Linked DNA regions of Homo sapiens: region 1 is linked to region 2. A link is an interaction called in ENCODE POLR2A ChIA-PET data of the cell type or tissue named here. Cell type or tissue: OCI-LY7. All regions are shown on one strand.

What was found. Peaks named below come from ENCODE experiments on the same cell type or tissue, not always from the same donor. Only the 100,000 strongest peaks of a DNase experiment are listed, where the experiment ranks them.
Region 1: POLR2A ChIA-PET joins it to region 2 with 6 read pairs; 2 of 35 experiments call an interaction of 5 or more read pairs at or near these places.

The regions. Positions count from the first base shown.
Region 1 is chr19:42,183,555-42,188,554 of GRCh38, reverse strand. It overlaps a transcript of POU2F2 not described here. Among named protein-coding and RNA genes, the nearest start is that of DEDD2, 32 kb to the left of the region's middle. In OCI-LY7, CTCF peaks have their summits at 3,828 and 4,037 (motif pointing right); DNase peaks (open chromatin) are centred at 3,084 and 4,054.
Region 2 is chr19:42,006,895-42,011,894 of GRCh38, reverse strand. All of the region lies in intron 15 of GRIK5 (glutamate ionotropic receptor kainate type subunit 5), which reads left to right. Among named protein-coding and RNA genes, the nearest start is that of ATP1A3, 15 kb to the right of the region's middle. In OCI-LY7, no CTCF peak of the experiment used is centred here; no DNase peak of the experiment used is centred here.

The DNA of each region.
Region 1 (5,000 bases), 180 kb before region 2:
GGATTACAGGCATCTGCCACCACGCCCGGCTAATTTTTGTATTTTTAGTAGAGATGGGATTTCACCATGTTGGCCATACTGGTCTCAAACTCCTGACCTCAGGTGATCCACCCACCTCGGCCTCCCAAAGTGTTGGGATTACAGGCGTGAGCCTCTGCACCCGGCCCTTTTTTTCTTTTTTTTTTTTTGGAGACAAGGTCTCACTCTGTCACCCAGGTTGCAGTGCAGTGGCACCGTTTCAGCTCACTGCAACCTCTGCCTCCCAGACTTAGGTGATCCTCCCACCTCAGCCTCCTGAGTATCTGGGACCACAGGCACGCACCACCACGCCTGGCTAATTTTTTGTATTTTTGGTAGAGACGGGGTTTCACTATGTTGCCCAGGCTGGTCTCGAACTCCTGAGCTCAAGCGATCTGCCTGCCTTGGTCTCCGAAAGTGCCGGGATTATAGGCATGAGCCACTGCACCAGGCCATAGTCTTTTATAACCTAATCTCAGAAGTAATATCCCATCACTTTTGCCACATTCTATTCATGAGAAGTGAGTCACTTTTGAAATGAAATATAGAATGATTTAAAAAAGTCAAAAGGTTCAGCCCACGTTCAAGCAGAGGGCACCACACGAGGACATGAGTATCAGGAGGCAGGGGTCACTGGGACCTCTTAGGGGTGGCCTACCACAGCCTCCATAATGAAGCAGGCTCATGGTTCTCTTCTCTTCTCCCTGACAGCTTCTTCTGTGGTCCATTTAGGGACTTCATTTCTCTGCCCACCTGTTTTTTTTTTTTTTTTTTTGTGATGGAGTCTCGCTCTGTCGGTCAGACCGGAATGCAGTGGCATGATCTCGGCTCACTGCAACCTCCACCTCTGGGTTCAAGCTATTCTCCCTACCTCAGCCTCCCAAGTAGCTTGGATTACAGGCGCCCACCACCATGCCCAGCTAATTTTTGTAGTTTTAGTAGAGATGGGGTTTCACCATGTTTGCCAGGCTGATCTCAAACTCCTGATCTCAGGTGATCTGCCTGCCTTGGCCTCCCGAAGTGCTAGGATTACAAGCTTGAGCCACCTCACCTGGCCTGTTTTTTTTTTTTTTTTTTTTTGAGACAGAGTCTCACCTAGGCTGGAGTGCACAATCTCAGCTCACTGTAGCCTCCACCTCCTGGGTTCAAGTGATTCTCCTGTTTCGGCTTCAGCCTCCTGAGTAACTGGGATTACAGGCACCCTCCACCACGCCCGACTAATTTTTTGTATTTTTAGTAGAGACGGGGTTTCGCCATGTTGGCCAGGCTGGTGTTGAACTCCTGACCTCAGGTGATCCGCCCGCCTCGGCCTCCCAAAATGCTGGGATTACAGGCGTGAACCACTGCACCTGACCTCTGCCCACCTTTGAAATGTGGCACTTCTCCTGGGCTCTTTTCTGGGCTTAGAGCTCTTCACATTCGGCGTATTCTTCTTGAGGGACATCATCGACTCGTGATTTCAGCTATCAACTCTATGCTAATGATGTCCAGATCTTCAGCCCAGAGACCTCTCTCTATGACACTGCACACAACTGTATCCCAATATAGACTGAAGAACTAATATAACTCTTTGCTGGATCCAGGACATGTCTCATAGGCACCTCAGATATAAGAGGTTCAAGAAAGAACTTTGTCGAATAAGTTCTGTGCCTCCTCCTATTTTCTCCTGTCTCAATGAATGTCACCTCCATCCATCCGGGCATCCAAGTGAGAAACGTGGGCATCATCCTTGGCACCACCCTCTCCCTGACGCTCATATCCAAACATAAAGCCCTGCTGACTTGAGTTACCTCCGGGTTTTTTAAACCTGTTGCCTCCTTCATGTCCCTGATACCAATGTCAATACTGGCCATTAGCATCTCTTGCCTAGGCTATTGCAATAGCTTCCTGGTTTTTCCTGCTTTCATTCTTGTCCTCTCAGATTCATATTCTCAAAAATGCAAAGCTGCTCTTGATGAAAACCCATCAGCGGCTCCCCATGGCCTCCTAGATCAAAAGATACTTAATGATTGGGCCCCATCTAGCCTCTCCAGCAGCATTTTTCTCTTATGGTTTATGCTTTAGCAATCCCAACTGCCTCCCTGCACACAACCTACTCTTCCTCACCTGTGTGCTCTTGTTCATGCTTCCCTCCAATTTTAATGACTCCTTCAGAAGGACTATTTCCCCTTTAAAATTCTTTTTTTGTTTTTGTTTTTGTTTGAGATGGAGTCTCGCTCTGTCCAGCCAGGGTAGCCTGGCTGGAGTGCCGTGGCGCAATCTCGGCTCACTGCAAGCTCTGCCTCCCGGGTTCACACCATTCTCCTGCTTCAGCCTCCCAAGTAGCTGGGACTACAGACGCCCGCCACCACACCCGGCTAATTTTTTTTTTTGTATTTTCAGTAGAGATGGGGTTTCACTGTGTTAGCCAGGATGGTCTCAATCTCCTGACCTCATGATCCACCCGCCTCGGCGTCCCAGTCCCCTTTAAAATTCAAGAAAATGCCGGGTGTAGTTGTGCGCACCTATAGTCCCAGCTACTGGGGCGGCCGAGGCAGGAGGATAACATGAGCCCAGGAGTTCGAGTGTGCAGTGAGCCATAATAGTGCCACTGCACTCCAACCTGGGCAACAGAGTGAAACGGCATCTCAAAAATAAGTAAAATTCAATTTTCCCAGTCTAGTTTTGTGTCCTAGCACACTATAGTGTTGTGATTTATATATGCATTTGTGTCTCTTACTGGACCGTGAGCTTTCTTGATGGCAGGAATTGTGTCCTATTCCCCTTTGTGTCCCCGGTACCTTCTATGGAGGTCATACAAGTATAGATACTCAAGCTGTGTGTATTGGATGGATGAATGGATGAACTGGAGGTTTACATTAACATATGATTTTAAGTTGGTTCTTGGAGTCAAATAGAAGTTAGCCAGGGGGACAAGAGTGAGAAGGGCATTCCAGTTATAGGGAACTGCAAGTACAAAGGCCAAGAGGTTAAGGGCAGATTCAAGGAAGTGGTGGTGGTTTGGTGTGGTTGCAGTACAGGATGCATAGTGGTGCTCCCTGTAGAGGGAGGGGAGCCAGTTACTGTGAAGGGTCTGAAAAGCTGACTAAGGAGTTTGGCTTTTGTCCTGTGTGCAACAGGAAGTAAGAGTTTGAAGCAGGGGAGTGATTTGATCAGAGCCATATTGTAGAAACATTACCCCAGTAGCCAGTGTGGAGGATAGACTAGAAAGGGGGCAAGAGGGGAGACTGGGAGGCCAGGTAGTAAGGAGATTCATGGGCCAAGCAGGAGATGTGGAGGCCTGAACTAGGACACTGGGAGCAGGGAAGAGAGGAGGAGATGGATTTGAGAAATACTCGGTTGAACTCTATGAAATTCCCATTTTGTAAGAAAAAGCTGGGTGATATTGTCAATTTCATATGGTTTAAAATTTTAATATTAATGAAGTAAATGAACTGGATGGGATTTCAATCCTGATTGGATGTGAATATGAGGAAGAGGAAGGTGTCAAGGACAGGGACAATTTTTCTGACTTGAATGCTAGATTGGATGGAGTATCACCATGGGGAGTGGGAACCAAGGTCTAGGGGCATGGTAGAGAAGATGACATGATTAGATTAGACATGTTGATTTTGAGGTATTTTTGGAACCTCTAGGAGGTGGCTGGGTATCCTGATGTGAAGCTTAGGAGAGAGGGCTAAACTGGAGACAAATTTAGGGATTACCAGCATAGAGAAAGCAGTTGTGGGAGGGGATGATTCACCCTGGGAGAGCAGCCCAGACAGAGCTGGAGAACCAAGAGAGTGAGGTTTCTTAGATGCCAAGAGGATTTTGAAAAGATATTTGTGGCTGCATGCTGCAGAGGAGAGTCAGATAGGACTGAAAAGTGCTTGTAGGATTTAGCAAGGAGGAGACTGTCAGGGACAAGGGTGTGTCTTGGGGGGCAGTAGTGGGAGTGCCTTGGACTGGCCTCTGGAAGGGCATGCTGGGCCTGGACTTGGAGGTGTCCCTTCGTCCTTAGTCATGCATCACTTCAGCCACCAGGGGGCAGTGGCCACATGGAATCCAGGTTGGAGGGATTCACTGGGGCCCACAAACTCTTGGAGATGTGGGCAGGGTTGGGGGATAGGTCCAGAGCAGAGGCTGCTTCCTAATGGAGAGAGACATCCCCATGTGAAAAGAGCAGGGAGGAAGTTCTGGGAAGGGCGGCAGGAAGGAGACCTTTCTGTGGGGCAGACAGGAGGCCAATTAGAAATCCCCAGTCTTGGCCCAGAGCGGTGGCTCATGCCTGTAATCTTGGCACTTTGGGAGATCAAGGCCAGTAGATCGCTTAAGCCGAGGAGTTCAAGACCAGGCTGTGCAACATGGCAAAAACCTGTCTCTACCACAAAATACAAAAATTAGCAGGTTGTGGTGGTGCACGCCTGTCGTCCCAGCTACTCAGGAGGTTGAGGCAGGAGAAGGTCGAGGTGGCAGTGAGTTGTGATTGTGCCACTGCACTCCAGCCTGGATGACAGAGGGAGGAGAGAGACCCTGTCTCAAAAAAAAAAAAAAAAAAAAAATCCCCAGTCGTGTCTCATAGTTTCCTTCTCTCTGGGCCTTTTCAGGTGCAGGTGGGTTTTATTCAACATGGTACTTCGAATAGCAATGGATTTGTATTTTGAACCCTGATTTTCTTTGCACTCACTTCTTGATAGTCTTACTCTCCATTCTGTGTTCAAAACATAGTGAACTTTTTTCAGTTCTCACCTGCTTCCATGTGAAAGCTCTTCTTCCATGGGAACGCTTTCTCCATCCTGCCTCCTGTTTATCCTTCAGGTCTTATCTCAGGCATCACCTCTTCTCAGAAGCCTTCCGTCACTGCCCCATCCACCTCCTCTTGGCTCCCATAGAGCCCTATCTTGAGTCTTGAATATTCTGGCTGGTAATTATTTATTTATTTATTTGCAATCAGCTTTATTGTGATATAATTTGCATGCAATAAAATTCACCAGTTGTAAATG
Region 2 (5,000 bases):
TCAAGCCATCCTCCTGCCTCAGCCTCCTGTGTAGCTAGGACCATAGGTGCGCTCTACCATGCCCAGCTAATTTTTTAAATTTTTTGTAGAGACCGGATCTCACTTCATTGCCCAGGCTGGTCTCAAACTCCTGAGCTCAAGCAATTTGCCCACCTTGGCCTCCCAAAGTGATGGAATTACAGCGTGAGCCACTGTGCCTGGCCTGTTGGGATTTTCAAGATTCTGCTTATCTCTACTCTTGACTTGTTAACTGTACTTCTTTGTTTTATTTTTCTTAGTGGTTTTCTGGGTTTGCAATATGGATCTTTAATTTATTACAAAATACTTTTTTTTTTTTTTTTTGAGACGGAGTCTCGCTCTGTCCCCCAGGCTGGAGTGCAGTGGCGCGATCTCGGCTCACTGCAAGCTCCGCCTCCCGGGTTCATGCCATTCTTCTGCCTCAGCCTCCCGAGTAGCTGGGACCACAGGCGCCCGCTACCACGCCTGGCTAATTTTTTTGTATTTTTAGTAGAGACGGGGTTTCACCATGTTAGCCAGGATGGTCTCGATCTCCTGACCTCGTGATCCTCCTGCCTCGGCCTCCCAAAGTGCTGGGATTACAGGCGTAAACCACCGCACCCAGCCACAAAATACTTTCAAGTAACATTATACCATTTCACGTAAGATATAAGACCTTGACAACATGATATGTTCCTCTCACCCTCCCGTCCTTTGAGCTCTGCATATCTTATGAACCCCACAATACATTAGGGGTGTGTGTGTGTGTGTGTGTGTGTGTTAGATAGTAAATGCTGGGTGTGGTGCTCACGCCTGTAATCCCAACACTTTGGGAGGCCGAGGCTGGAGGATTCCTTGAACCCAGGCGTCCAACACCAGCCTGGCCAACATAGCGAGACCTCATCTCTACAAAAACTAAGAAACATTAGCCAGGCATGGTGATGCATGCCTGTGGTCCCAGCTCCGTGGGAGGCTGAGGTGGGAGAATTGCTTGGGTCCAGGAGGTTGAGGCTGCAGTGAGCTGTGTTCACGCCTCTCCACCCTAGAGCAGGACCCTGTCTCAAAAACAAAACCAAACCACTAAATGCTTCGTAAGGAAATTTGAAAGTGAGGAATATATCTTTTCTATTTACCCACAAATCTACCATTTGAAGAGGGTGCCCTTCACCCCTTCTGGTACATCCACGTTTCTATCTGGTGTTGTGTTTCTTTTACCTGCAGAACTTCCTTTAATATTTCTTGCTGTGCGGGTCTGCTGGCAATTAATTCTCCCAGCTTTGGTTTTGTATGAAAAATGTGTTAGTGTGTCTTCTTTGAGGGATATTTTTGCCTGCTGTGGAATTCTAGGTTGACAGTTTGTTTTGATTTTTCTTTCAGCATGTTGCATCATCTTTGGGCTTGCACACTCTCTGACAAGAAGTCGACTGGCACTGTTATCTTTGATTCTCTGAATGTAATATGTTTCCCCCCTTCTAGCTGCTTTTAAGATGTTTCTCTTTATTGCTGGTTTTCAGCAATTGATTATAATGTGTCTTGGTGCGTTTTATAAATATGTGTGTTTAGCCTACCTGGGGTTTATGGAGCTTACATCTGCAAGTTTATGGTTTTCATCAAATTTGAAAAGTTGTAGGCCATTACTTCATCAGACTTTTTTTTGGTTATCCCTTTCTCTCCTCTCTTTCTGGAACTCCAGTCACATAGGTAAAGCCACTTATTTCTCAGGCCATTGAGGCTCTGTGCTCATTTTCATCACTTTTTCCTTTCTGTGCTTTATTTTGGATAGATTCTATTGCAGTTCTTCAAATTCTCTAATCTTTTTTTTTTTTTTTTTGAGATGGAGTTCCACTCTTGTTGCCCAGGCTGGAGTGCAGTGGCGTGATCTCAGCTCACAGCAACCTCCACCTCCTGGGATCAAGCAGTTGTCCTGTCTCAGCCTCCCAAGTAGCTGGGATTACAGGCGTGCACCACCATGCTCGGCTAATTTTGTATTTTTAGTAGAGATGGGGTTTCTCCATGTTGGTCAGGCTGGTCTAGAACCCCTGAGCTCAGGCAATCCGCCCCCATCGGCCTCCGAAAGTGCTAGAATTACAGGCCTGAGCCACTGTGCCTGGCTTTTTTTTTTTTTTTTTTGAGACAAAGTCTTACTCTGTTGCCCAGGCTGGAGTGCGGTGGCACAATCTGAGCTCACTGCAACCTCTACCTCCCAGGTTCAGGCAATTCTCCTGCCTCAGCCTCCTGAGTAACTGGGATTACAGGCATGCACCACCACACTTGGCTAATTTTTGTATTTCTAGTAGAGAAGGGTTTTCGCCATGTTAGTCAGGCTGGTCGCAAACTCCTGAACTCAGGTTATCCTCCCTCCTTGGCCTCCCAAAGTGCTGGGATTACAGGCGTGAGCCACCGCGCCCAGCCTTTTTTTTTTTTTTTAAAGATAAGGTCTCAGCCTGGCCAACGTGGCAAAACCCCATCTCTACAAAAAATACAAAAATTATCTGGGCATGGTGGCGGGTGCCTGTAATCCCAGCTATTCAGGAGGCTGAGGCAGGAGAATCGCTTGAACCCGGGAAGCGGAGGTTGCAGTGAGTCGAGATCGCGCCATTGCACTCCAGCTTCAGCTTGGGACAGAGCGAGACTCTATCTCAAAAATAAATAAATAAATAAAATAAAAAAATAACGATAAGGTCTCACTTAGTCATTCAGACTAGAGTGCAGTGACGACCAGGCTCAGTGTAGACTTAAACTTCTGGCCTCAAGTGATCCTCCCACCTCAGCCTCTCAAGTTGCTGGGACTGTAGGCAGGCACCACCACACCCATCTAATTTTTTTATTTTTCTGTAGAGACAGGGTCTGGCTATGTTGACCAGGCTTATCTCAAAGTCCCAGCCTCAAGTGATCCTCCTGCCTCGGCCTCCCAGTGTGCTAGGATTACAGGCATGAGCTACTGTGCCTGGCCCAAATTCCCTCATCTTTTCTGCTGCCGGTGTCTAATCTGTGTAATCCCTTTCAGTAAAATTTTTCTTTCAGATATGTGTATATCATTCTCTAAAAGTTCTGTTCACTTCTTTTTATATCTTCTGTTCCTTTCATTACGTTCATGTTTTTCTTTATACTCTTGAGCATTCTGAATGTATTTATAATAGCTGTTTTCATGTCCTTGTCTGCTAATTCCGTCATCATCTATGTCAATTCTGGGTCTGTTTCAATTGAGTGATTTTTCTCTTGGTTATAGGTCACATTTTCCTGCACCTTTGTTTACCTGGTCCTTTTTTTTTGAGGCAAGAGTCTTGCTTTGTTGCCCAGGCCAGAGTGCAGTGGTGATCTCGGTTCACTGCGACCTCCACCTCCTGGATTCCAACGATTCTCGTGCCTCAGCCTCCCAAGTAGCTGGGATCACAGGCGTGTGCTATCACACCCAGCTAATTTTTGTATTTTTAGTAGAGACGGGGTATTGCCATGTTGGCCAGGTTGTCCTTGAACTCCTGGCCTCAAGCAATCCGCCCACCTCAGCCTCCTAAAATGCTGGGATTACAGGTGTGAGCCACCGTGCCCAACCTGGTATTTTTTTAAAAAATTATGTAATAGGCCGGGCACAGTGGCTCATGCCTGTAATCCCAGCACCTTGGGTGGGCGAGGTGGGCAGGTCACCTGAGGTCAGGAGTTCAAGGCCAACCTGCCAACGTGGTGAAACCTCATCTCTACTAAAAATACAAACATTAGTCAGGCGTGCTGGCAGGTGCCTGTAATCCCAACTACTCAGGAAGCTGAGGCGGGAGAATCACTTGAACCCGGGAGTGGCCAAGATCACACCACTGCACTCCAGCCTGGGTGACAGAGTGAGACTCTGTCTCAAGAAAAAAAAAAAAATTACATAACAGACATTGTTTACATTGCTGAATATATTTTTTTACAGAGTATTTATAAACTTTTTCTGGAATCTAGTTAGGTTACTTGTGAATTACTTTGATACTTCTAGGCCTGTTTTTAAGCTTTTTTAGTGCAGCTTTAGCATTGCCTTTATTCTAGGGCTAACTTAATCCTATTTCTAGTATGTTACACTTTTGGGTCTCTACTGAATGTCTCATGTATTCAATGAAATCTTTCTACTCTGGCTGCAGGGAGCTCAAAAGACTCTCAGCCCTGTGTCAACTCTAAGAATTGTTTTCTCCTTGAAAGTTGCTCTTGTCCAGCCCCACAGAGTTTCACCCCATGCATGCACAGATTGATATTCAGCCAAAGACTCAAGGGGACCACCGGTTTCTGAATCCTCCCTCTCTTTGCAGCTCCCTCCTCTCAGGCACTCTATCCCCCAAATTCCAGCCATGTTGGCCTGCCTGATCACCAGTCTCCGTCTCTGCAACTCAGCAGGATTGCTGGGCTGTTTGGGCTTCCCTTCCTATAAATTAAATCCAGCCAAGCAGCCTGGACAATAAGACTCATTTTGTTTCTCTTCTCAGGGATCACAGTTCTATGATGTCTCTTGTCCTATGTTTTAAATAGTTTCCTGGCCGGGCGTGGTCGCTCACTCCTGTAATCCCAGCACTTTGGGAGGCTGAGGCAGGTGGATCACCTGAGGTCAGGAGTTCGAGACCAGCCTGGCCAACATGGTGAAACCCCGTCTCTGCTAAAAATACAAAAATTAGCCGGGCGTGATGGTGGGCACCTGTAATCTCAGCTACTTGGGAGGCTGAGGCAGGAGAATCACTTGAACCCCAAAGGTAGAGGTTGCAGTGAGCTGAGATCGTGCCACTGCACTCCATCCTGGCTGACAAAGCAAGATCTGTCTCAAAAAAAAAAAAAAAAGAAAAAAGTTTCCTGTATTCTATCCAGCTCTTTAGCTGTTTATGGTGGGAGGGTATTTCCAGACCATCTTACTCTTTTATATCTGGAAGTAGAAGTCTCCGGATGCAATATTTACAACCAGGAAGTCTGGCTTCAGAATCCACACTCCCCGCTTCTGCACCCAGCAGTCACTGAGTCTTCCAGATGCTGGGGTCACTTGGGAG